2 separate regions of the Homo sapiens genome follow, and region 1 is linked to region 2. Evidence: chromatin contacts called from ENCODE Hi-C or POLR2A ChIA-PET data. All regions are on one chromosome and are shown on one strand. Each heading gives the region's core, a stretch centred on a gene start or an enhancer-like site at or near the end of the contact. The rest is flanking DNA. Distances are from core to core; before and after follow the strand shown. Region 1 holds the start of OCIAD1 (OCIA domain containing 1). Region 2 overlaps NIPAL1 (NIPA like domain containing 1).

Evidence for each region. A loop is a pair of places that touch in the nucleus more often than their neighbours do. ChIA-PET counts read pairs that join two places held with the same protein, here RNA polymerase II (POLR2A). Pooled maps may share reads with other maps.
Region 1: a loop to region 2 is called in a pooled map, with 6 times the contacts of the local background. The contact joins the promoter of OCIAD1 here to the enhancer-like site in region 2. A Hi-C loop is called at or near these places in 3 of 37 single-sample maps with no recorded cell type and 5 of 50 pooled maps. POLR2A ChIA-PET finds 5 or more read pairs at or near these places in 2 of 52 experiments (H1 and OCI-LY7).

Annotation. Positions count from the first base shown.
Region 1 is chr4:48,828,432-48,834,804 of GRCh38, reverse strand. It overlaps OCIAD1 (OCIA domain containing 1), which reads right to left and starts at 3,717. Exons shown (of 9, transcript NM_017830.4): 1 at 3,556-3,717; 2 at 2,123-2,185; 3 at 1,324-1,404. The coding sequence starts at 2,180. RefSeq lists enhancers at 2,801-3,363, 3,364-3,927, 3,770-4,149.
Region 2 is chr4:48,033,350-48,040,236 of GRCh38, reverse strand. NIPAL1 (NIPA like domain containing 1) reads right to left here. Exons shown (of 6, transcript NM_207330.3): 5 at 5,196-5,356; 6 at 64-4,675. The coding sequence ends at 4,065. Among named protein-coding and RNA genes, the nearest start is that of NIPAL1, 20 kb to the right of the region's middle. RefSeq lists enhancers at 3,225-3,284, 3,305-3,564. Within about 2 kb of position 3,341, at least 5 of the 41 ENCODE cell types and tissues checked have a DNase peak (open chromatin) inside an H3K27ac peak, as active enhancers do; they include OCI-LY7, where a contact is called at or near this core.

The sequences.
Region 1 (6,373 bases), core at 2,468-4,967, 790 kb before region 2:
AAGTTGCCCTTTTTTTCTTTTCTTTGAGACAGGGTCTGGCTCTGTCACCCAGGCTGGAATGCAGTGATGTGATCATAGCTCACTGCAGCAGCCTCTATGTACCCAGCTCAAGGGATCCTCCTACCTCAGCCTCAGCCTCCCAAATGGTTGCGATTACAGCTACGTATCACCACACCCAGCTAATTTCTTTCATTTTTGGTAGAGACAAGGCCCCTCTATGTTGCCCACGCTGGTCTTGAACTTCTGGGCTCAAGCAATCCTCCTGCCTCAGCCTCCCAAAGTGCTGCAATTATAGCCATGAGGCACCGTGCCAAGTTGCCTTTTTTAAAAAAAAATTTGCCAGGCATGGTGGCTCACGCCTATAATCCCAGCACTTTGGGAGGCCAAGGCAGATCACCTAAGGTCAGGAGTTCAAGACCAGCCTGGCCAACATGGTGAAATCCCGCTTCTACTAGAAATAGAAAAATTTGCTGGGCATGGTTGCACATGCCTGTAATCCCAGCTACTCAGGAGGCTGAGGCAGGAGAATCGCTTGAACCCAGGAGGCAGAAGTTGCAGTGAGCTGAGATCACACCATTGTACTCCAGCCTGGGCAACAAGAGCGAAGCTCCATCTCAAAAAAACAAAAACAAAAACAAAAAAAAATTCATCCTCCTTTTTACCTGAAAGGACTACAGTTTCCAAGTAAAGCAATACCAATTCTTTGTTAAATAGTGAGAGTATATTTTGTATACTGCTTCCAACAATCTCTGTATTTAAAAAATACAATCTTGATATATATATATACACAAATATATATATATTTCTTTAATCAGAAATCAAGAGCTGGTAGTATAACAACATTTCACAATGATAAAATGGGAACTAATCTGCTATTATATAATGGTTAAAAGCATTAAGAGTAAAATCTGTTTCAGACAGACCTGTTTTCAACTCCAAACATCGTAATTTATCACCTGTGTAACACTAAGTGTTGCCATTTAACATCTCTAAACCTCAATTCCTTCACCTGTAAAGTGAGGGTAATAATAGTTATCAACCTTATTGGGTTGTTTTTATATAATCTATGTACACACAGTAAATGCTAACTATTACTATTATCAACAAAATTACCTCATGGTTTTGTTAAAAATCTGGAAATAATTACTTTAAAATGTGTGCAATTCCTTTATCTCCTTAATCTCTTTTAACAACAACCACACTATGCAAAAAGTTTGCCAATTTGTTCTATACGGAGTTATTATAATTTCAGGTTCAAATTCAAGTCAAAATTTCAGGTACAAATTTTGGATCAAATTATATTAATTAGAAAATTGAACTCACATCTGAACCAGAAGCTTTCATCATTGCATTCTGCGAAGACTCTCCTTTCTTCCTCTGTTGGAATGTAATCAGGCCCTATGTCTTTTTACCAGGGAAAATCAGAAAACATTAAATTATCCATAATAAAACTAGGTCTGAAAAATTATCTTAGCCTAAACATTAACAAGAGGCACCCATTTTTTAAACTCAAATAATAAAACAACTGGCTTATGCACTTTTTTTGTTTTTTGAGACAGTGTTTCACTCTTGTTGCCCAGGCTGGAGTGCAATGGCGCGATCTCGGCTCACTGCAACCTCCACCTCCCGGGGTTCAAGCGATTCTCCTGCCTCAGCCTTCCGAGTAGCTGGGATTACAGGCACCCATCACCACGCCAGGCTAATTTTTTGTATTTTAGTAGATACGGGGTTTCACCATGTTAGCCAGGCTAGTCTCGAACTCCTGACCTCAGGTGTTCCACCCATCTCAGCCTCCCAAAGTGCTGGGATTACAGGCATGAGCCACCGAGCCAGGCCACTTATACACTTTCAACAAACTTTGACTTCAAATAGAATTAATGCTACTATCTGCTAGTCAGGACTGGCTACCTAATGTGCTGGGCCCAGTGCAAAATAAAAACGTGGGACTCCTTATCCAAATGATTATGAATTTCAAGATAACAAGACTAGAACATGAAACCAAGTATGGGGCGCTGTCTGCACATGCCCATGAAGCCAGCCCACCTGCCACTGTTACTCAAGGCAGTGAAAATTCCTTTACATAGGAAGTGCTTCTAATTATAAATACTTAATAGATAGTTACGGGGAATTGGTCTTGGAACCTCTGCATTCGGCTCTCGAAAATCAGCCCTCCCATTCATCTTTCCTGTATCAAAAACATTACATATTAAGTATTAGAAACTATCACTAGATAGGTCAAAGTAAATCAAGACGTATGATATAGTAAAACTACTAGTCTACACAGCAATCAATCAACAAATATTTATTAAACACTACTATATCTTACGTACTCCACATGTAAATAGCTAGATGAAAAAGTAACAGACCTACTGATTAATTTGGAACTCACTATTCAGGTTAAGTCCCTTAATTGAAAAAGCATATGCGTTTTATAAGTTTATAATTTTTTTTACTATCAAGATATCAATAAAATAACAGACATATTTTTTCCTCCTGGAAGTGGGTTCTTTCACATCCTATGTTTTGGTCGTTTCTCGAATCTATGCCCAATGATTAGGATAATTCCCCAAAATAGAAGAGAAAAAAAATTTCAAGTCATTTCTGAGCTTCCATATTAAAAAATGAAATAATCATCAGAAACATTCAACCTCTCCCACAAAGGAGCACTCCAAAATTATGGAATAACAAAGACGACATATCCTTCTCCCTGTGAGGTAAAACTAACAGCAAATTCTGTATCTCCAAATTTCCTTCCACCCCAAGAATATAAGAAAAAAATGCATAAAATTCCAAGAATATACATTTTTTATTTGGTTCTTTTTTTAAAAACTCATATATTGGGACTCAGACCAACAGATCAAGTAACCGTATTTTACAGAACGTTTACGTGGGATCATGATTATTCTCATTTTAAAAACAATTTGCATGGAAACAGGAAATGGCATACACAATGAGGACAGCAACTGAGCCCTTCCATAATTCATTCAGTCAATAAGCCATGAAGGCCTACTACATGCCAACCCCTTAATTAGAGAAAAGAAATAAAAAAGGTCAGCTGAATTCATGGATGGATGGAGCCTGCTGAATAAACTACCTTTACCCTACAACCGTATGAGAAAAAATGAAACCCTCTTATTTCCCATAACGGCATCCTTCCTAGAAACACCAGGAAGACTGTCAGGGCTGACACGGCGCTTAAGACAATACCATTTTAAGTTCTTTACACAAAACAACGCTGGATTAAAGCCTAAGCGGCCTACAACCGCTGATTACCGCACTCCATCCTCCACCCAGTGTCCGTCTCCCACCTGCCGTTACAGACTGAGCAGCAACCCCACACGCATCCGTGACCACGAACTTCCCCAGCTCACACCCCCAGAAGCACTCCGTCGCCTCCCGCAGTCACCGGCACTCAGGAGGCCGAGACCCGAGCGCGATCTGTCCACCCTCACAGGCAGGAAAATGGCGGAAGGTGCGAAAGTCGTGGATGGCCGCAAAGGTGGTGAGGGGATACGCGGAGGGCAACAACGGGGCTGTTTGCGTCACCTCACCCACCTCCCGACGACAGCAGCAGGCGACTGCAAGGAAAACCAAGCGATCAGGGGCAGAAGGCCCGGAGGGTGGACTCGAGAGGGGGCAGGGAGGGAGAAAAGTGCAAGGTACCGCGGGGAGGGGGAGGGGTAGAACAGCCGCAAGAAGTCATCCAGACAGGGGCTCAAAATGACCGCGACCCGGAGGCACTGTATACTTACGGCAGGAAATGACGTCAGACCTCACTGCGGGTCTGAGAGCCAGCAGCCTAGGAATAGACGCATGCGTATACTCGTCCCTTTGCCCTTTCAGGCAGCTGCGGCCACGAGCCGCACTGCGACTGCGCAGGCGACAGCGGCGGACCAAGAACCCTGCCCCGCCCCTTCCCTGGATGGCGGGGAAGGGGGTTGGGAGTAGGCTTGACTTTGGGCTGTTGTGATGCACCTCTCTGGTCTTCTCGTGGCGGCTGGCGGGAACGTTCCGGAACCCTCTGTTGTCCCTCTTTTGAGAGCGACTTTATAAATTATCTCTTTTATGAGATAATTTCATTCTTTGAGCCTGTAGGCTAAGTAGTAGAAAGTAATTTTTAAGCATGCATACCTGGTTATTTGTCACACCCTCTTGATCCAAGTTTCCAACAAGTTCTACAACCTCTGGCAGGGTACCGTGATCTCTCTGAGGCTACGGTTTTTCTCACCTGAAAAGTGGAATTACATATAGGGTTGTTAGAATTAAAACAACACATCACTGTCTATTAATGAGGGGGCTCACGACTTCTACACATCAGACATGGTGCTGCCACACCCAGCCAATCAGCATTTTACTCATTTTCATACATTCCTTCCTGAAGTATTTATTAGTGCCATGTACTGCAAGTTATTAGTGACTAAACAGTGGGCAAATCCAGTCCTACTATTTGTCAACCCCTCAAAGCCTCTCAGGTTTCTCATCTCTTTCTGAGCCCCTTTGCCACTTTATCATTTAACATTTATTCTCCCGAAGACATACTTAAGGGAGACAGTCACGTGAAACGAATCCAACGCTGTGTTTCCTTCCTTGGAGTCTTTTGATAGCTCCAGTCATGCACCGAATATAAGGCCCATCATGGCCTGGTGGTGCCTGTGCCTTTTGAGCGTCACTTTCTTCTATTTCAGGGTTCACTAACAAGAAACAGCCTGGAGGTCTTTGCCCTCAGTGTTCTCTGTGCACTGTTTCCCCAGTACAACTCTACTCCCTGCTTTGTCAATTCTAACGATATTTCAAAATTCTGCTTTTACATCACCACCTTTGTGATGCCTTCCCTGAAATACACCCCAGAGAAGTAATCACTCTTCCTTCTTAGTCCTTAGCTTGTCCATACTGCTGTCACTGCAATGTACTTTTGCACTGAATAGTGATCTTTTTTACTTACGTCTGTCTCTGTTACAGAGCTCCTTTAGGACAGAGATGTTGGCTTGTAAGTCTTTATAGAACCAAATAAATCCCTGAGATAATCAGTATTAGTAACTAATACTCATTTTGTTCCTGGGACAAGCTAATTTACTTCTGGGCCCAGGGCTTGTGCAATTGCTGTTCCCTCTTCTAGACCACTGTTCTTCCAGATGTTCAACGTGGCTTTTTGTCTGAGACTTCAGTTGATGTCACCACATCAGAGAGGCATTCCTTGACCACCCAATTAACATGGCACCCCAGTCACTCTCCATGTTACCTTGCTTATTGTTTTCATAGTATTTGTTATGGTCTAAAACAATGATTTGTTTGTGTATTGTCTCTCTTCACTAAAAAGGTCTATGACAGTAGGAGCCGTATTTGCCTAGCATCAGTGATTGGCACATGATCATATGAAGCCAACAAATATTTCTTAAATGAATTTGTTGAATGCATTTTTATAGGAGAAAAAACAAAAATAAGAAAATTAAAAGACATTCTAGAAGAAACAAAAATAAAAAAATTAGAAGACATTCTAGGTGGTGAGCTTTATGTTAAAGCAAAGTTTTTTGTTGTTTTTTTTTTTAGGACAGGGCCTTGCTCTATTGTCTAGACCGTAGTACAGTGGTGCCATCTCGGCTCACTGCAACCTTCGCCTCCCAGATTCAAGCAATTCTTGTGCCTCAGCCTCCTGAGTAGCTGGGACCACAGGTGTGCACCACCACGCCCAGCTAATTTTTTTATTTGTAGAAGAGACAGAGTTTCACTACTTTACCAGCCTGGTCTCCAATTCCTGGCCTCAAGTGATCTGCCCACTTTGGCCTCCCGAAGTGCTGGGGTTATAGGCATGAGCCACTGCACCAACTTTAAAGCAAAGTCTTTTTCTTTGCTTCCTGACTAGATTGTAAGATTCCAGAATCCAGTTTTATCATATTCTTTATACTTACTGAGCCAGGCCTAACACATAGTGTGTCCTAAATTGGTGGGTTCTTGGTCTCACTGACTTCAAGAATGAAGCTGCGGACCCTCACGGTGAGCGTTACAGTTCTTAAAGATGGTGTGTCCAGACTTTGTTCCTTCTGATGTTCGGACATGCTCGGAGTTTATTCCTTCTGGTGGGTTCGTGGTCTTGCTGGCTTCAGGAGTGAAGCTGCAGACCTTCGCAGTGAGTGTTACAGCTCTTAAGGCGGTGCATCTGGAGTTGTTCATTCCTCCCGTCTGGAGTTGTTAATCCCTCCAGGTGGGTTCATGGTCTCACTGGCCTCAGGAGTGAAGTTGCAGACCTTCACAGTGAGTGTTACAGCTCATAAAGGTGGTGCAGACCCAAAGAGTGAGCAGCAGCAAGATTTATTGCAAAGAGCAAAAGAACAAAGCTTCCACAGTGTGGAAGGGGACCTGAGTGGGTTGCCGCTGC
Region 2 (6,887 bases), core at 2,092-4,591:
AATGGGAATAGTTTTGCCATTACATATGCTTAACATTTATAAACTAAAAACTGAACTCAAAAGCATAATTAAATAACATTTTATTGCAAATGAAAAATATACAAACATTTAAGATTTATAAACTTTCTAAAATCAACAGTAAAAACACTTGCAAAATATAAGGCTTCATGAACAGTTTATTCAAAATATTTGAGAACATTTCATATATTCATATATTTTTCCACAAAGCTTTGTTGGCGGGGCTAAATAGCATTTAGTTCAGTTTTTCTGGTTTTATTAAGAAAAATATTTTTATTGGAATAATTTTGTATTGGTGTTGAGATAGTATGATGAATTCACTTTCACTTGCATTATTTAAAATGAGATAATGTGACAAATTGAGAAAAGATGAATGTATAAAAATAGGCACTCAATGGTCCTTTTAAGTCTCTAGTGACAAGACTGTAAGAATTCAAATGTTGATTCAAAGAAAAGTACATTTTACTAAGTGCCTATTATCAGGCATAATGCCAGATGCTTTCCATGTATTTAATACTTTAAAATATGTGTTAATTTCATGTGCTAAATCCAAAGGGTCTTATGAAAATTGTGCAATCTGAACTTATAATAAATAACCATTGACCTAAGAATAAAATTGTAAGACAAAAGTATAATGAAACTTATCTTTACAGAAGTAGGAAAATCTTTCCATTTGTCCTGTGTGAGCACAACTTTGTAATCCTTAATAACACACATGCAGATATTCACATAATAAATCTTAAGATATGTACATGATGACAAAGTATTAAAATATATACATAAACTACCAGTTAAGACTAATAGTCTGAATATAGGGGTCCAGCATTTTATTCTTCCTTAGAAAATATCTTCCTATTTGGGAATTTTTTTTTTTTTTGAGACGGAGTCTTGCTGTTACCCAGGCTGGAGTGTGGTGGCACAATCTTGGCTCACTGCAACCTGCCCCTCCTTGCTTCAAGCAATTCCCTGCCTCAGCCTCCGGGGTAGTTGGGATTATAGGCACCCGCAACCATGCCTGGCTAATTTTTGTATTTTTAGTAGAGACGGGGTTTCACCATGTTGGCCAGGCTGGTCTTGAACTCCTGTCCTTGTGATCTACCCGCCTCAGCCTCCCAAAGTGCTGGGATTACAGGTGTGAGCCACTGCACCCAGTCAAAAATTTTTTAGTGTTAGATTTGCAACAACATTTTTTTTTTTAATGCATGTGCATCAGTAACTTTTATGTAGACAGTTTTCAAATATTTCATTGTTTCTCAGCATACTTCAACTCATTAAATCTTTCCCAGTCTTCCTCCTGGGCATGCATACATGTCAACATCAGTTCAATTTCCTGTCCAGGGTACACAATGAGCCTTGTGTTTGGGAACCTTTGACCTGGTCATAACGTACCAAGGGCAAACACCTTGTAAAAGGTGACACAAAGAAATGTCTGAAACTTAAATTCGCCAGAACACAGAATCACCAGAGTCCCAGGTTGGATGTCAAGAAAAGTGCCATTAATTTCCTCACCAAGGTGTCCTAGAGAGATCAATAAAGTTCTTAATATTAAAAGAAAAAATATTAAAATTTCTGCAATTTTCAAATGCCACTTTATCAGAAGATACTTTTTTGGGTCAGGGTCTCACTCTTGTCACCCAGGCTGGAATGCAGTGGCACAATCATAACTTACTGCAGCCTTGAACTCCTAAGCTCAAATGATCCTCCTGACTCAGCCTCTTGATGTTTTTTACATTTTTTAGAGACATGGGGTCTAGTTTATTGCCCAGGCTGGTCTCAAACTCCTGGGGACTAGAAATCCTCCCACCTGAGCCCCCCAAAGTGTTGGAATTACAGGTGTGAGCCATTGCCCAGACAGAAGATACTTTTACTACAAACTTGTGTTCATAGCTTATATATCTGATATACAAGTAAAGTGAAACAGCAATCAACAGAGTAAACACATTTTTGACCTGAGGTATCAACCCATGGACCTTCCATGGATTATCGATTTTCAAAAACGTAGAATGCATTAGAATTGCACTCAACACTAAACTATGCTGAAAAGACTATAATGTATAATGGAACATTAGGGCCTTGCAGCCATCTCAGGTAGGTTGTCATTGTGAACATCAGTCATTGTTTAATAGAACTGTGGAAATGCTGAAGTTAGTTTAATCGAATTCTGAATAATAAAGTTTACCATTATTACCTCAGGTAGTCTTGAAGTAGCTTAGAAACAAAAACCAAACCTAATAACATTTAAGGTTAGAGCAGAAAAACATTCAGTCTACCTGAATTTTTTTTTTTTTAATGACAACTTTTTGGTTAGGATTTTTGTTTTGAGAAAAATAAGATTGTTATAAAAATAAGATAGCCAATTTATTTTCCATAAAATCAATAAGTGACAGTAAATCTGTCCATCACATTAAAGACCACCAAAAATGTTATTCCTGCCATGCATTTGAAATGAGAGGGGAAAATTTTATAAACATTTTAATGTGCGAAAAAGGTATTTTCCTGCAGTAGCCCCTGAGATCTTAGTATTTTGTTTGCCAGGAAGTTAACTTTCTATCCTATTAGAATATATCTATTTTTAAAGGTTAGTAACTAATTATAATTTCCTTAATAAGGGTGAAAGTGCAAAATTTCAAGAGAGCCATTATGATAATTTGTTCAGATTTTTCACAAAGATTTTTCTAGTTGCTTCCAAACAGTCTGTGGAAAACTCACTCTTTAGGGATAAAACATTTGAGAGCAATCGAAATGTAGGATATAATCCTGAAATAATGTAGCAATCTTTTACAAAAATCTCTATATCAACAAGAAAAATAACCTTTAGGATAATAGTAAAAGAAAAGGAAAAAAAATGAACATAAGTGACTCCAAAGCTGAATTCACCTGGACTTCTTCAGAAACTCCATTTTGTCCTATGTCTTCCAGACCTGAGTTAATTAATGGAACCTGTGAAAACAATCACGTGTCTGTGTTTTTGTGAGAAGAAAACTTTTTCCTTTATCTGAAGTATTTTTCTCTTCCTCCGTTCTCCCTCTTTAACTGGTAGTAAATTCCTATGATAATGTCAATAAGTTACAATTCATAAACTCTTCATGGGTGGGTATGTCTTGTGTATTCTAGCCCACTAACAAATAAAGCAGGCTTTTTTTTAAATTTCTTTTTTCTTAAAATAACTAATTAGCTATCTAGTTTAAGAAGGAGGTGCAGAAGGAAGAACAAAGCACCCGTGGTTTCACTTCTGTTTTAAAAAAAGTTTTTTAAAGCAAAAGCCCCTGGCCCTTTCTCTTCTTCTTTTTTGAGACAGGGCCTTGCTTTGTCACCCAGGCTGGAGCACAATGGCGCAATCTGGGCTCACGGCAGCCCCAACCTCGCAGACTCAAGCAATCCTCCCACCTCAGGCTCCCGGGTGGCTGGAACTACAGGCATGTGCCACCACGCCTGGCTAATTTTTGTATTTTTTGTAGAGACAGGGTCTCGCCTTGTGGCCCAAGGTGGTCTCGAACTCCTGAGCTCAAGTGATCTGTCCGCCTTGGCCTCCCAAACTGCTAGGATTACAGGTGTGAACCACCATGCCTGGCCTCTCTTCTCAGTTTTAATATGAGAAATTACATGATTATACCTTTCTGAAATCTTGTTGAGTTTGAAATTATGACTCAACGGAGAATATGACTGATACTGTGTCTATCAGAACACTGCTAACTGTATATTGGTGAATGACTGTAAGTCTAAAAATAGCTACCAAAGAAATGAAGAGCCACCTGGCAGAGACAAAGATACTGTGACCAGAAGAAGGAGATTATTCTGAGACACACATAGCTCTTTGACTTCTTTGATCCTTAGAGAGTATTTCAAAGTTTGTAGAGATTCTGGAGGATAATCAATTTGATTTTCAAATTCAATGGCCAAAAAAATGGCATTTTTACTTGGCCTCACATCTAAATTAGTTAGAACTGCAAAAATGCTAACTTTCCTAGCAGTTCTTCCAAGAAGCAAGCATTCATTTTCCTCTTCGTGTGTCTCATATTGGTTAAAACTCAGTGTTTCTAGAGACTTCAGTCATCAGTTCTACTAAACAAGGTAACGTCATCATTGTATCCTGGGGCTGAACACTCCAAGTTCTCTAGTAAAACATAATTGTTTTCATTGACATTCAGAGAGACGGCTTCTTTCTTAGCAGTGGATGTAAGCTCACTCCAAGTAATGTCAGTATTTTTAAAAGCATGTAGAAGGAAGATGCCAATGATAATAGTGAAGAATCCACTCAGGGTCCCAATGATATCTCCAGCTGTCATGCCATACCACTCTTGGAATAAGATGGCAGAGCAAGTCACTACCATGGATGTGAAGAATACATAATAAATGGGTGTCACAAGAGAGGTATTAAAGGTGTCCAGTGCCTTGTTGAGATAGTTAATCTGTGTAGTTACTGAAAGCACAAGTACAGCCAGCAAAACAAAGACCAGCGGATGTTTGTAAACTGGCTTCCATTCTATCAGCTCCTTAATGGCAATTCCCAGGCCTTTCACAGAAGAAACTGAAAACGCTCCAATCAAGGAACAGATTGAAATATAAACCAATATATTGGTCTGTCCTTTCTTGGGAGCCACAATCAAAATCAGCACCAAGGAGATCACAGTTATGATCACAGCAAAGGAAATAAACCCTGTTAGAAGGAGAAAAGAATTTGACTTTAGAAAATGCTCACAGGATTATACCTTTCTGAAATCTTGTTAGTCATGAGTTTAAGAGCATAGGTATTTTAGAAATAGAAGTGAGATCAAATTAAAAACAACATTCTATTGCATAGTTCTCAATATTTTACAAAGGATTTTCACAAACATATCATTTAAATCTCACCAATACCACTATGAGCTAGGGCGAATATTATCAGATTAACTTTTTATTTTCAGAGGAAGAGAGTGGCAAAGATTTGATTTTGAATATATGTCTTTTGCCTCTACCATCCCCACCTCTCCCTTTCATTGTGTAACAGGGGAAGCATGAACACAAAAATAAGTTCTGCCATCTTTTCAGGAGAAATAATAATCAAACCTCACTGTGTCTCACAACCCACAATGCGGCCCACAATGTAGAAAGCTTATTACAATATTATTACAGATACTATTTGGTGAGGAGAGAAAGTGGAGCAGAATTTGAGTGGTTCTTTAGGTTGAATCACAGACCTGGGTCTCTCAATTTCATTTCCATTTCATGCAAAGATGTGACTTCCTCTTCTTGTGGGGCATGGATAACCATCACAGTTGACCCCAATATACTTAATATGCAGCCTATTTTCCCATGAATGTTCAAGTGCTCGTTTAAAAAGTAGGAAGATAATATTGCACTGTTGGGAGAGAAAAAATTAAAAATCACTATAGCTCAATTACCTTTTGATCCCATGGCAGCTCAGAAGTCACACTGTGGTACATGCCACCATGTATCCCAATGAGCTGACTGGAATATGCTATATGACACTGAAACCCTAGATTGGTTTGAAACTCAGAACTGATGGGCAATCAAATATGCTTCACTGTTTTTATATCTAAAGAGCTATAATATTCTATATCCCATAATCTTCCAGTGATCTTACAAGAGGTTCTACTCAAGTCATTTTCAATTTACCCATCTTTTCCTGTAAAGCCAAACAAAATAGAAAATCTTTTATATCTTACTGGCATGATACATTTAGAATATGTATGCCCATGGATGTTTCCAAGAAAGATACATTCCTAAAGAAAAATTACTCTGCTCAGGGCTAATAATCAGCTAGTTCACACCACTACAATCAAACGGACCAGGGGTATCCAATCTTTTGGCTTCCCTAGGCCACACTGGAAGAATTGTCTTGGGCAACACATAATATACAGTAACAGTAATGGTAGCTAATGAGCTAAAGAAAAAAAAATCACAAAAAAAACTCATAATATTTTAAGACAGTTTACAAATTTATGTTGGGCCACATTCCAAGCCGTCCTGGGCCACATGCAGCCCATGGGCCATGGGTTGGAGAAGCTTGATACAGACTTTCAAAATATCAAAATACTTCCTTACCACCTGTTACTGCTCTGATACTTAGACCTATCCAGTACTGCTAATGCTTCAGTTGCTGTGGTTTCTGCAAGCCAGCCTCCTTCCTCTAATGCTCTGGCATCCCCATGAAGGCAATTAAGTACCCATCTGTCCTCAAGATTATGATAAATTACCAGGTACTTTCCTAGAGTTGCCCTCATGTGGCCACCTTTAGGACTGCAGCCTTAGTGAAGATACTACTATTACTACTACTACTACTAGCTATTCATTGCATAGACAAGTGTTTGAAGTGCTTTATGTGTATTAACTCACTTAATTTTCATAACAATCCTATACAGAAGCTAAAAAGAATTTAGTAGGCTCAATCATAGGTTTTATACTAGAGGTTGGTAATGAATAGAAAACAAAAAGACAAGAAAAGAACAGACAAAAATGTATATGCTTATCAAACACATTCATTTGGGATCATAATAAACTCAGAAAAATTAGATCCACATTCCATGAAATAGGAAAATTATTCCTGTTTCCACTATCAAAACTACAGGGTCTCCAAACAGAAGTATCCAGCAAACAATGCAAGAATTGTAGTGAGAGTTAAAATTTAACCAAAACACCATGCTTGTAAAAGTCCTCTGATAACTATGGTCATTAACCACTATGATGAGGAAAATAATTGACAGGACTCTGGCAATTTGTTCTGATGAGAGATTTAAAAAATCTTCTATGCTTCATTGCAGTGTTACAAATGTAAAACACATTTATGTTAGTAGGAAATCAAACTCACTGTGTCTTAGGTTTTTAAAATAATAATGTGACAGTCTATTTCCTATTTCTACTGTTATTTT